Linked DNA regions of Homo sapiens: region 2 is linked to region 1. The links are chromatin contacts, found by POLR2A ChIA-PET in ENCODE. All regions are on one chromosome and are shown on one strand. Each heading gives the region's core, a stretch centred on a gene start or an enhancer-like site at or near the end of the contact. The rest is flanking DNA. Distances are from core to core; before and after follow the strand shown. Region 1 overlaps ZNF589 (zinc finger protein 589). Region 2 holds the start of TCTA (T cell leukemia translocation altered).

What was found. ChIA-PET counts read pairs that join two places held with the same protein, here RNA polymerase II (POLR2A).
Region 2: POLR2A ChIA-PET joins it to region 1 with 10 read pairs in activated CD4-positive, alpha-beta T cell. The contact joins the promoter of TCTA here to the enhancer-like site in region 1. POLR2A ChIA-PET finds 5 or more read pairs at or near these places in 2 of 52 experiments (MCF 10A and activated CD4-positive, alpha-beta T cell).

Annotation. Positions count from the first base shown.
Region 1 is chr3:48,266,684-48,271,860 of GRCh38, forward strand. ZNF589 (zinc finger protein 589) reads left to right here. Exons shown (of 4, transcript NM_016089.3): 4 at 1,232-4,307. The coding sequence ends at 2,103. Among named protein-coding and RNA genes, the nearest start is that of ZNF589, 28 kb to the left of the region's middle. Within about 2 kb of position 1,753, at least 11 of the 41 ENCODE cell types and tissues checked have a DNase peak (open chromatin) inside an H3K27ac peak, as active enhancers do.
Region 2 is chr3:49,410,648-49,415,485 of GRCh38, forward strand. It overlaps TCTA (T cell leukemia translocation altered), which reads left to right and starts at 1,776. Exons shown (of 3, transcript NM_022171.3): 1 at 1,776-1,993; 2 at 2,409-2,463; 3 at 4,173-4,838. The coding sequence starts at 1,780. The coding sequence ends at 4,215. RHOA (ras homolog family member A) reads right to left here and starts at 1,329. Exons shown (of 5, transcript NM_001664.4): 1 at 1,173-1,329. RefSeq lists enhancers at 476-1,450, 1,349-1,643, 1,579-1,988 and silencers at 769-858, 869-1,148, 1,209-1,508.

The DNA.
Region 1 (5,177 bases), core at 503-3,002:
CATGATTAGATTCAGATTATACACTGCACTCCATTTTTACTTATTACATATTTTACTTTAATCCAAAAAAACCCACAGCCGAATCTATTCTATATATTATCGCAACAGAGAATCTTCCAAGTAGGCATCCAGACATCCTCAGTGTTGTAAATATCTACAATTATACTAAAATTATCCTCTACCATAATCACATAATGCCATAAGCATTTGTTTCCACTGAGAGAACAGTCTTTATGACCTATACGGGAATGCTCTTTGTGACTTTTCCTTTGAGAAGAAAGGATGGATTGAGATAGGAGTCACTTAGTCTCGATGTCCCCCAATGTAGAATGCAGTACAGAATAGTATTGAAGAATGTGCATAGGAAGCCTTCATTTGAGTTTCCCCACTCATAAGTAGATATTTACTAGAGGAAGATTACATGCCAAGTTCTACCAGAAGTGAGGATTCATCAGTGGAGAAGACAGGCACAACTGACTTAAAGAAGGCTGGCTCTTGGTCCTCCAATCCAAGACCTGCTCTTCCCTGTTTTCCACAAGTCGGCAAATACAGTAATGTTACCATTTAGCTGCACTTTCCTAAGAAATATCAAAATTAAATTGCAACTGTTTCTAACCAGCTGAAGATAACAAACAACCATGAACTTTTTGTAATCCAGGAGGCCAGACCCTTTATCAGCCTAACTGAAGACCCTTGCCTAACTAATAAATAGAAGAATTTTTTTTTTTTTTTGAGACGGAGTCTCACTCTGTCGCCAGGCTGGAGTACAGTGGCATGATCTTGGCTCACTGCAACCTCTGCCTCCCGGGTTCAAGTGATTCTCCTGTCTCAGCCTCCCGAGTAGCTGGGACTACAGGCGCCCGTCACTCCACCCAGCTAATTTTTGTATTTTTAGTAGAGACAGGGTTTCACCATGTTGGGCAGTATGGTCTCAATCTCTTGACCTCGTGATCTGCCCGCCTCCGCCTCCCAAAGTGCTGGGATTACAGGCGTGAGCCACTGTGCCCAGCCCTTTGTATTATTCATATTCTTGCAACTTTTCTGTATATTTGAAATGATTTCCAAATCAAAAGTTTGAAGAGGTTGAATGAAAATATAGGTCCTGCACAGCACATCTTGGGGAGAAAGACTTTAATCATTGAGAATGATTAATGGGCCAGGTCTTATCATAAAACAAGAGCCCAGTCAGCCCTTCCTATGACTCTTCTGACTGGAAACTTTCTTTCTTCAGCAGAATCAAAGCCAGAAGTCCATACCTGCCCTTCTTGCCCTCTGGCCTTTGGCAGTCAGCAGTTCCTCAGCCAAGATGAGCTACACAATCATCCTATTCCAGGTTTCCATGCAGGAAATCAACTCCACCCAGGAAATCCCTGCCCAGAGGATCAGCCACAGTCACAACATCCTTCTGATAAAAATCACAGGGGGGCTGAAGCAGAAGATCAACGAGTGGAAGGAGGCGTCAGACCCTTGTTTTGGAGTACAAATGAAAGGGGGGCTTTAGTGGGTTTCTCTAGCCTGTTCCAGAGACCACCAATAAGCTCTTGGGGAGGCAACAGAATATTAGAGATACAGCTCAGTCCAGCCCAGAATGCAAGCTCTGAGGAAGTAGACAGAATTTCCAAGAGGGCAGAAACCCCAGGGTTTGGAGCAGTCACGTTTGGGGAGTGTGCACTAGCTTTTAACCAGAAGTCAAACCTGTTCAGACAGAAGGCAGTCACAGCAGAAAAATCTTCAGACAAAAGGCAGTCACAGGTGTGCAGGGAGTGTGGGCGAGGCTTTAGCAGGAAGTCACAGCTCATCATACACCAGAGGACACACACAGGAGAAAAGCCTTATGTCTGCGGAGAGTGTGGGCGAGGCTTTATAGTTGAGTCAGTCCTCCGCAACCACCTGAGTACACACTCCGGGGAGAAACCTTATGTGTGCAGCCATTGTGGGCGAGGCTTTAGCTGCAAGCCATACCTCATCAGACATCAGAGGACACACACAAGGGAGAAATCGTTTATGTGCACAGTGTGTGGGCGAGGCTTTCGTGAAAAGTCAGAGCTCATTAAGCACCAGAGAATTCACACGGGGGATAAGCCTTATGTGTGCAGAGATTGAGGCCGAGGCTTTGTAAGGAGATCATGTCTCAACACACACCAGAGGATACATTCAGATGAGAAGCCTTTTGTTTGCAGAGAGTGTGGGCGAGGCTTTCGTGCTAAATCAACTCTCCTCCTACACCAGTGGACACATTCAGAGGTGAAACCTCACGTGTGTGAGGAGTGTGGGCATGGATTTAGCCAGAAGTCGTCGCTCAAATCACATCGGAGAACACACTCAGGGGAGAAGCCTTATGTGTGTGGGGAATGTGGGCGGGGATTTAGCCGGAGGATAGTCCTCAATGGACACTGGAGGACACACACGGGAGAGAAGCCTTACACGTGCTTTGAGTGTGGGCGAAACTTTAGCCTCAAGTCCGCTCTTAGTGTACATCAGAGGATACACTCTGGGGAGAAGCCTTATGCATGCACGGAGTGTGGGCAAGGCTTTATCACGAAATCACAGCTCATCAGACACCAGAGGACACACACAGGAGAAAAGCCTTATGTCTGCGGAGAGTGTGGGCGAGGCTTTATAGCTCAGTCAACCCTCCACTACCACCGGAGTACACACTCCAAGGAAAAACCTTATGTGTGCAGCCAGTGTGGGCGAGGCTTTTGTGATAAATCAACTCTCCTCGCACACGAGCAGACACATTCAGGGGAGAAGCCTTATGTGTGTGGGGAATGTGGGCGGGGATTTGGCCGGAAGATACTCCTCAACAGACACTGGAGGACACACACAGGAGAGAAACCTTACGCATGCATCGAGTGTGGGCGAAACTTTAGCCACAAGTCCACTCTCAGCTTACATCAGAGGATACACTCGGGGGAGAAGCCTTATGCATGCGTGGAGTGTGGGCAAAGCTTTAGGAGAAAGTCACAGCTCATCATACACCAGAAGATACACTCGGGGAAAAGCTTTAGAGGTGCAAGGAGTGAGGATGTGATTTTAGCAACAAGTCAGCCATCAGCCACACCAGCGGAAATGCTTAGGGAGAAGCCTTGTTTGTAAGGTAATGTGGACAGAGCTGTACGTGGACATCATTACTTGTCACGTGTCAGAGGACACACTCGGGAGAAACCTTCATGGAGTGAGAGTAAGGTGTTGGCTGGAAGTGGCCCCTTAAGAGATACTTGGAGTCAAATCTATCCACTGTACGCCCACCCCACTCTTGTTCTAAGAGCTTTGGGGACAGTCTTTTGACCCCTTACATTCCTTTAGATGTGAAGATGACAGAGATCTAACTTCTGAGAGCAGAGGTGTCAAGTGACGGTCCCCTTGGAGGAATGGTCTTTGCATCTGACTACTTCCTTCTGCAACTGTGTTCTTCCATTAGCTTCCATGACACTCTCCTGCTTTATTTTTTTCTACATCTCTAGCCTTTGCTGTTTCCTCTCCTACCCCACCTTTAGATTTTACTCAGAGTTCAGTCTCCAGCCCTACAATCTGAGGGACACCTTTACCAGGTCCCCTTCCTAACCCTCCAGTCCCAAATCCAAGATTCTTTAACCACACTCTAAAAGTTCTTCAGACTCAGGACTTAAACATAGCCACGCCACCTTGGCCTTCAATGACAGGGATCTAGCAATGCTGCATCATCAGCCTTCCAATACCAGGTTTAAGGGTATTTTAAACACAGCTCCTCTTAAATCCTCCAATCTCAGTACCCAGTGTTTTAGCCATGCTCGGGTGGCTAAATTACATCCAGGAATGGTGCCAGGGCCTTTAGCCATTTGTCTCTCCTCACACTCCAGGGCCCATATGGCCCAGGTTCTGACAGTTTGCCTTACTCCCTTGGGCTGGGGCTAGCCCTACCTGATACCCTGTGTCAATGAGTGTACCTTGGAGAGCTATCCACTCAGGCCCCAGTGCCTCTATTTGCTAAGGGACTCTGCCACAGAAAAGAAGGGGAGAGATGTTCATGTAACCTCAAAATACTTAGGCTTGGTTTTGATGCTAGAGAGGAAAAAGGACTTGGAGAGAGAGAAGGAATGGCTGGTCCAGAGGCTTTTGTCCACTCCCTCTCACTGGAAGTGGTTGATCTCCAGGGAATCCCCAAGGTTAGCCTGCTTAGGGGAAGGGCTAGGGGTACCTGGAATGTAGGATCTCCCCCATGCCTGGCCTACCACCCTAATGTGTCTGGAATTGGTGGGTTCTTGGTCTTGCTGACTTCAAGAATGAAGCCGTGGACCCTCACGGTGAGTGTTACAATTCTTAAACATGGTGTGTCTGGAGTTTGTTCCTTCTGATGTTCGGACGTGTCCAGAGTTTCTAACTTCTGGTGGGTTTGTGGTCTCGCTTAGGAGTGAAGCTGCAGACCTTAGCAGTGTTACGGCTCTTAAAGGCAGCGCATCTGGAGTTGTTAGTTCCTTCCGGTGGGTTCGTGGTCTTGCTGGTTTCAGGAGTGAAGCTGCGGACCTTTGCGGTTAGTGTTACAGCTCTTAAAGGCGGCGCGGACCCAAAGAGTGACCAGCAGGAAGATTTATTGTGAAGAGTGAAAAAACAAAGCTTCCACAGCATGGAAGGGGACCTGAGTGGCTTGCCGCTGCTGGCTCGGGTAGCCTGCTTTTATCCCCTTATCCGGCCCCACCCACATCCTGCTGATTGGTCCATTTTACAGAGAGCATATTGGTCCGTTTTGACAGGGTGCTGATTGGTGCATTTACAATCCCTGAGCTAGACACAGAGTGCTGATTGGTGCATTTACAAGCCTCTAGCTAGACAAAAATTTTCCAAGTCCCCACTAGATTAGCTAGACACGCGTTTACAAACCTTTAGCTAGACACAGTGCTGATTGGTGCGTTTACAATCCTTTAGCTAGACACAAGTTCTCCAAGTCCCCGCTAGATTAGCTAGACACAGAGCACTGATTGGTGCGTTTACAAACCTTGAGCTAGACACAGAGTGCTGATTGGTGCATTTACAATCCTCTAGCTAGACATAAAAGTTTTCCAAGTCCCCACCAGGTTAGTTAGATACAGAGTGCTGATTGGTGCATCCACAAACCCCGAGCTAGACAGAGAGTGCTGCTTGGTGCATATACAATCCTCCAGCTAGACAAAAGTTCTCCAAGACCCCACCCAACTCAG
Region 2 (4,838 bases), core at 526-3,025, 1.1 Mb after region 1:
TCTAAGGTGACAATCATCCGCATGGTACACATTACACATCTGGGTGATACTAAGTGGTTGAAAAATTCTCTCCACATACAACATTTTAAATTATGGAAGTTTTTTGGTTTTTCAATTTTTCTCCTTCAGAAAGGCAGAGTGAAATATCTACTTACACACCTGCAAGAAACGTTTAAGACTTTCTTCAAGACAGAACCAAACAAGTCAACAACAGAGGTAAAAATTTAAAATCAGAACTATTAAAAAACACAAGTGGAACCAACTTTGAGGTAAAAAGGATTCCAATTTTCCACCGTAAACTACTAAACAAGGTTTGTGAACAAATCAACTTGGATGCGAATAGCGCTATTCAATGAAGACGACCCGTAACTGTAGATCCAATCAGTAACTAAGGTACAGATATTTAGATCATTCCTAATCAATACAGCGACTTCGACTAAGCAACATTGCATCTATTTTCATGCAACATCGCTTAAATCATTTACAGTTTTGTGTGTTGTTTTTTTTTTCCAAATGGAAAATACCCCTTTTCCACTCAAAACAGACCCCAAAGCTTTCAGACGAGTTCGGGCGCGTTCCAGGTGGTATGGCCGTAGATCATACCCCTAAGCGTTCAATACAATCTTTTACTTACTTACACAGTCTCCAACAAGTCTGCATTAAAAGAAAACCTACCCAAAGTGTAACTGGACTTTAATCAATATGAAACAGTGATTGTCGTTTCTCGTTAAACGTAAAAAGCAAAATGGAGTTGTAAAGAGTTTCTTTCCCATTTCAACTCCGACAGCCACGCGCGCTTTCAGCGGCCGGCTACACTGCGCGGTCGCGGGGCCCGGCCCAAAGCCCCCGCCCTGCCCGGCGCCGCTGGGAGAGGAAGCTCCGGGGACCGAGGGCGGGCAGGCGGGCAGCCTGGGCTCCACCAGGCCCGGCCGGGCGGGGGAAGGGGCACAGGAGACTACCGGGCGCGCTTCCGGGGACTGCGCGGGCGGGGTCGCCGCTTGGGGCGCGGGGCCCGGGCTGGGAGTCAGGTCAAGGGTCAGGGGCCAGGGGCGGCTCGGCCACGAGCAGCCGGTGGGGCGCGGCCGCGGCGGTGCGGCGGCCTGCCGGCCGGAAGAGTACCGGGCTGGCGGGCCTGGGGCCCCGCGGCGCCTGGAGGGAACCCTTCCGCTCACCTCAGGCAACGAATCCGAGTCCAGCCTCTTCGCGCCGGGGACGCCGGTCCGCGAGTCGCAAACTCGGAGACGAAGGCGGGTAGCTGAAGACCAGACCGTGGACTAACGAGAGAACCGACGGAGGACCGCGGGCGGCGGGAGGGTAGCGCGAGAGAGCGAGGGCGGGCGGCGGCGGGAGGGCGGGGAACGACGTGCGCGCCTCCGAGTGCCCAGCGGGCTCGAGCCGGCACAGGTCGCGGCCCCGCGCACGCGCGCGCACTCACAGCTCATCCACTATTGCTCAGGAGCCCGTCCACGCCCTAAAAGCAAAACCCTTAACCAATCATTGCAGCCGCGTGGGGCATCACGGGAACTCCGGGGCTATAAAAGACCTGGTTGCTATTTTGTACTCCCGGAGTCACTCATCCCTTAAGCAAGCAGGGTGGGGTTAGGTGCGCGTGCGCGGTTTTAATACTCCTCCCCGAACTGCCAACTCTTCACGCACGCGAAGTAGGCCCCACCCTGGCTGGGTTTACGCGTGCGCACTAACGGGCCTGGTCCCGGAAGACCACACGCGTGCGTGGTGGGGACTACGGTGACAGTACCCCGGGTGGGGCGAGGGCCAGTCATGGCGGAGTCCTGGTCTGGGCAGGCCTTGCAGGCTCTGCCGGCCACGGTGCTGGGCGCGCTGGGCAGCGAGTTCTTGCGGGAGTGGGAGGCGCAGGACATGCGCGTGACCCTCTTCAAGCTGCTGCTGCTGTGGTTGGTGTTAAGTCTCCTGGGCATCCAGCTGGCGTGGGGGTTCTACGGGAATACAGTGACCGGGTTGTATCACCGTCCAGGTGAGGCTTCCTACGAACCTCCGTGGGCTGGCCGCCCCCGCCCCCACCCTCTCCCGACTGTACCATTGGGTTCCCCACTATCCTGCAAGAGGCTCATCAGAACTTAACATTGGTTCACGGCCTTACTACCCTGAACGCATCTGACCTCGGAAGCTAAGCCAGGTACTTGGATGGGAGAACTTAACGTTGTGCCCTGACTCATGCCACCATACCATTTTACGCCAGAATCCCCACCAGTCCACCCATCACATTGTATCTGTTCCTCAGAACTCTCACCTGGCAATACCATTAGTCCCTTAGGACCCTCACCAGACTTCACCAAACAATACCAGTGGTCTCTAACCTGACCTGGGCTGATGCCTGCTCAGATTCCCACCCCAGCCTTCTGCAGCTCTGGATGTGTTTCTGCCTCCAGGTCTGGGTGGTCAGAATGGATCCACGCCTGATGGCTCCACGCATTTCCCTTCGTGGTGAGTAAATCTGTCCATACCGCAACCCCATGCTTGGCATTCCAAGGACACTCCTGTGCTGGTGACAGAGAGGGGAGTTCTCAGGCTTTAAGCCCACCAGCTTAATGGCCTTTGCAGCAAGCTTCAAGTCTGCACGTAGAGCTCAGGCTTCAAGTTAGGGTGACACCAAGGTCTGGACAGTCCATCATCATGCTGTTCAGCAGCCTGTAGGATAGGTGGTGGTATTGTCATAATTTCAGAGAGATGAAATGACAGGTTTGTTGGATTCCACTCTGCACAATCCCCTCAGTTGGGAAGGCAGTAATCTCTGTCCTGAGCACATTGACCTCATCAGGGTCAGCCTCCTCTTCTGCAAAACATGCGCTCACTAATCAGGGCATTCATTCAGATAATCTCTGGGCCCCTATCACGTGATAGGGGCCACACGAGGCCCAGAGAACAAAGACAACCCGGGCCCTGCTCATGGGGAGCCAGGGATTTATTAGGGGAGGGCGGCAGTGCATGGGGCAAGGGTGGTCAGGGAAGGCTTCTCCCAAGAAAGACACCTAAGCCGAGATCAAATGCCACAGGGTGACAAAGTGTACCAAGCAAAGGGAATGGATTGAGCAAGGCTAAGAGGGAAGAATACGGGTGACATATTAGAATAGGTAAGACTGTGATGCTGGAGCTTGAACGTGAGAGCTTGTTGGACCCTGGGAGCCATTGAAAGACTAACTCAGCAAGGCTGTGGTCTGATCTAATTTGCCTTTATAAATGCCTACTTCATGGCAAGTAGATAAAGGGGTCCAAGAGTTAGGGCTAGAGGTTAGAAAGGCTGCCACTGCCCAGGTTTCTGTCTTAGAGAAGAGGCCAGGCCCCATGGCTCATGCCTGTAATCCCAGCACTTTGGGAGGCTGAGATGGGCGGATCACTTGAGGTCAGGAGTTTGAGACTAGCCTGGCCAACATAGGGAAACCCCGTCTTTACTAAAAATAGAAAAAATTAGCTGGGCATGGTGGCATACGCCTGTAATCCCAGCTACTCGGGAGGCTGAGGCATGAGAATCACTTGAACCCAGGAGGCAGAGGTTGCAGTGAGCCCAGATCACGCCACTGCACTCCAGACTGGGCATCAGAGTGAGACTCTGTCTCAAAAAAAATAACAGGCCGGGCATGGTGGCTCACGCCTGTTCCTAGCACTTTGGGAGACTGAGGAGGGTAGATCACCTGAGGCCAGGAGTTTGAGACCAGCCTGGCCAACATGGCGAAACCCCGTCTTCACTAAAAATACAAAAACTAGCTGGGTGTGGTGGCGGGCGCCTGTAATCCCAGCTACTTGGGAGGCTGAGGCAGGAAAATTGCTTGAACCCGGGAGGTGGAGGCTGCAGTGAGCTGAGATCTTGCCATTGCACCCCAACCTGGGCAACAAGAGTGAAACTCCGTCTCAAAAAAAGAAAAGTAATAACAATAGTAATAAATAAAAAGAATAAAAAAACTAGAGAAGGATGGCAATGCCGTACTAACATGGAGAACCAGGAAGAAGAATGAGTCTGCAGGGAGAAGGTGCTGGGCCCAGGGTGGGCTGTGGGAGACCAGCAGAGAGGTCTAGATTGTTATGTGACCTTACTGAGCCTAGCTCAGCCCCCAAGAAGGAGCTTGGGAGAGCCAATTTCAGCAACTGTTCTGCCCATGGAATAACCACTCTCTCTTCTCTCTCTCCATCACTTTCAGGGAAATGGCAGCAAACGAACCTCTCAAAACCCACAGAGAATAAGGGAAGGCAGCAGAGGGTCTCCAAGGGCATCACTGGGTCTGCTGGCTTCTACACTGGGTTCTGCTACTCCCCAGACCTCAGGGACAACTGCCGGGGGTTCAGGGTTGGTAGCAGGGAGTACCCAGTGCCTACAGGGCTGGGCCTCTTCTGCCTCTTAAGCCTGCTCCCTCACCCAGGCACTGGGCAAGTGAAGAGTTTGCCTGTACTCTTATCTGGGTGCCTTAAGGAGAGAGATTGTGTTCTTCCTCTCTCAGGGGTGATAACTCAGGAAGCCTCTGGGTTGGGAAGACCATCAGTTCTTTTGTCTTAGGTTTCTTTTCCTGTCCCTCTTCCATCCCCAAGATGTGACCCCATAAAAATTTTTCCTGAGTTGGCCAGGCATGGTGGCTCACGCCTGTAATCCCAACACTTTGGGAGGCTGAGGCAGGCAGATCACGAGGTCAGGAGTTCGAGACCAGCCTGACCAACATGGTGAAAACCCCATCTCTACTAAAAATACAAAAATTAGCCGGGTGTGGTGGCACACACCAGTAATCCCAGCTACTCAGGAGGCTGAAGCAGGAGATTTGCTTGAACCTGGGAGGCAGAGGTTGCAGTGAGCCAAGATTGCGCCGTTGTACTCC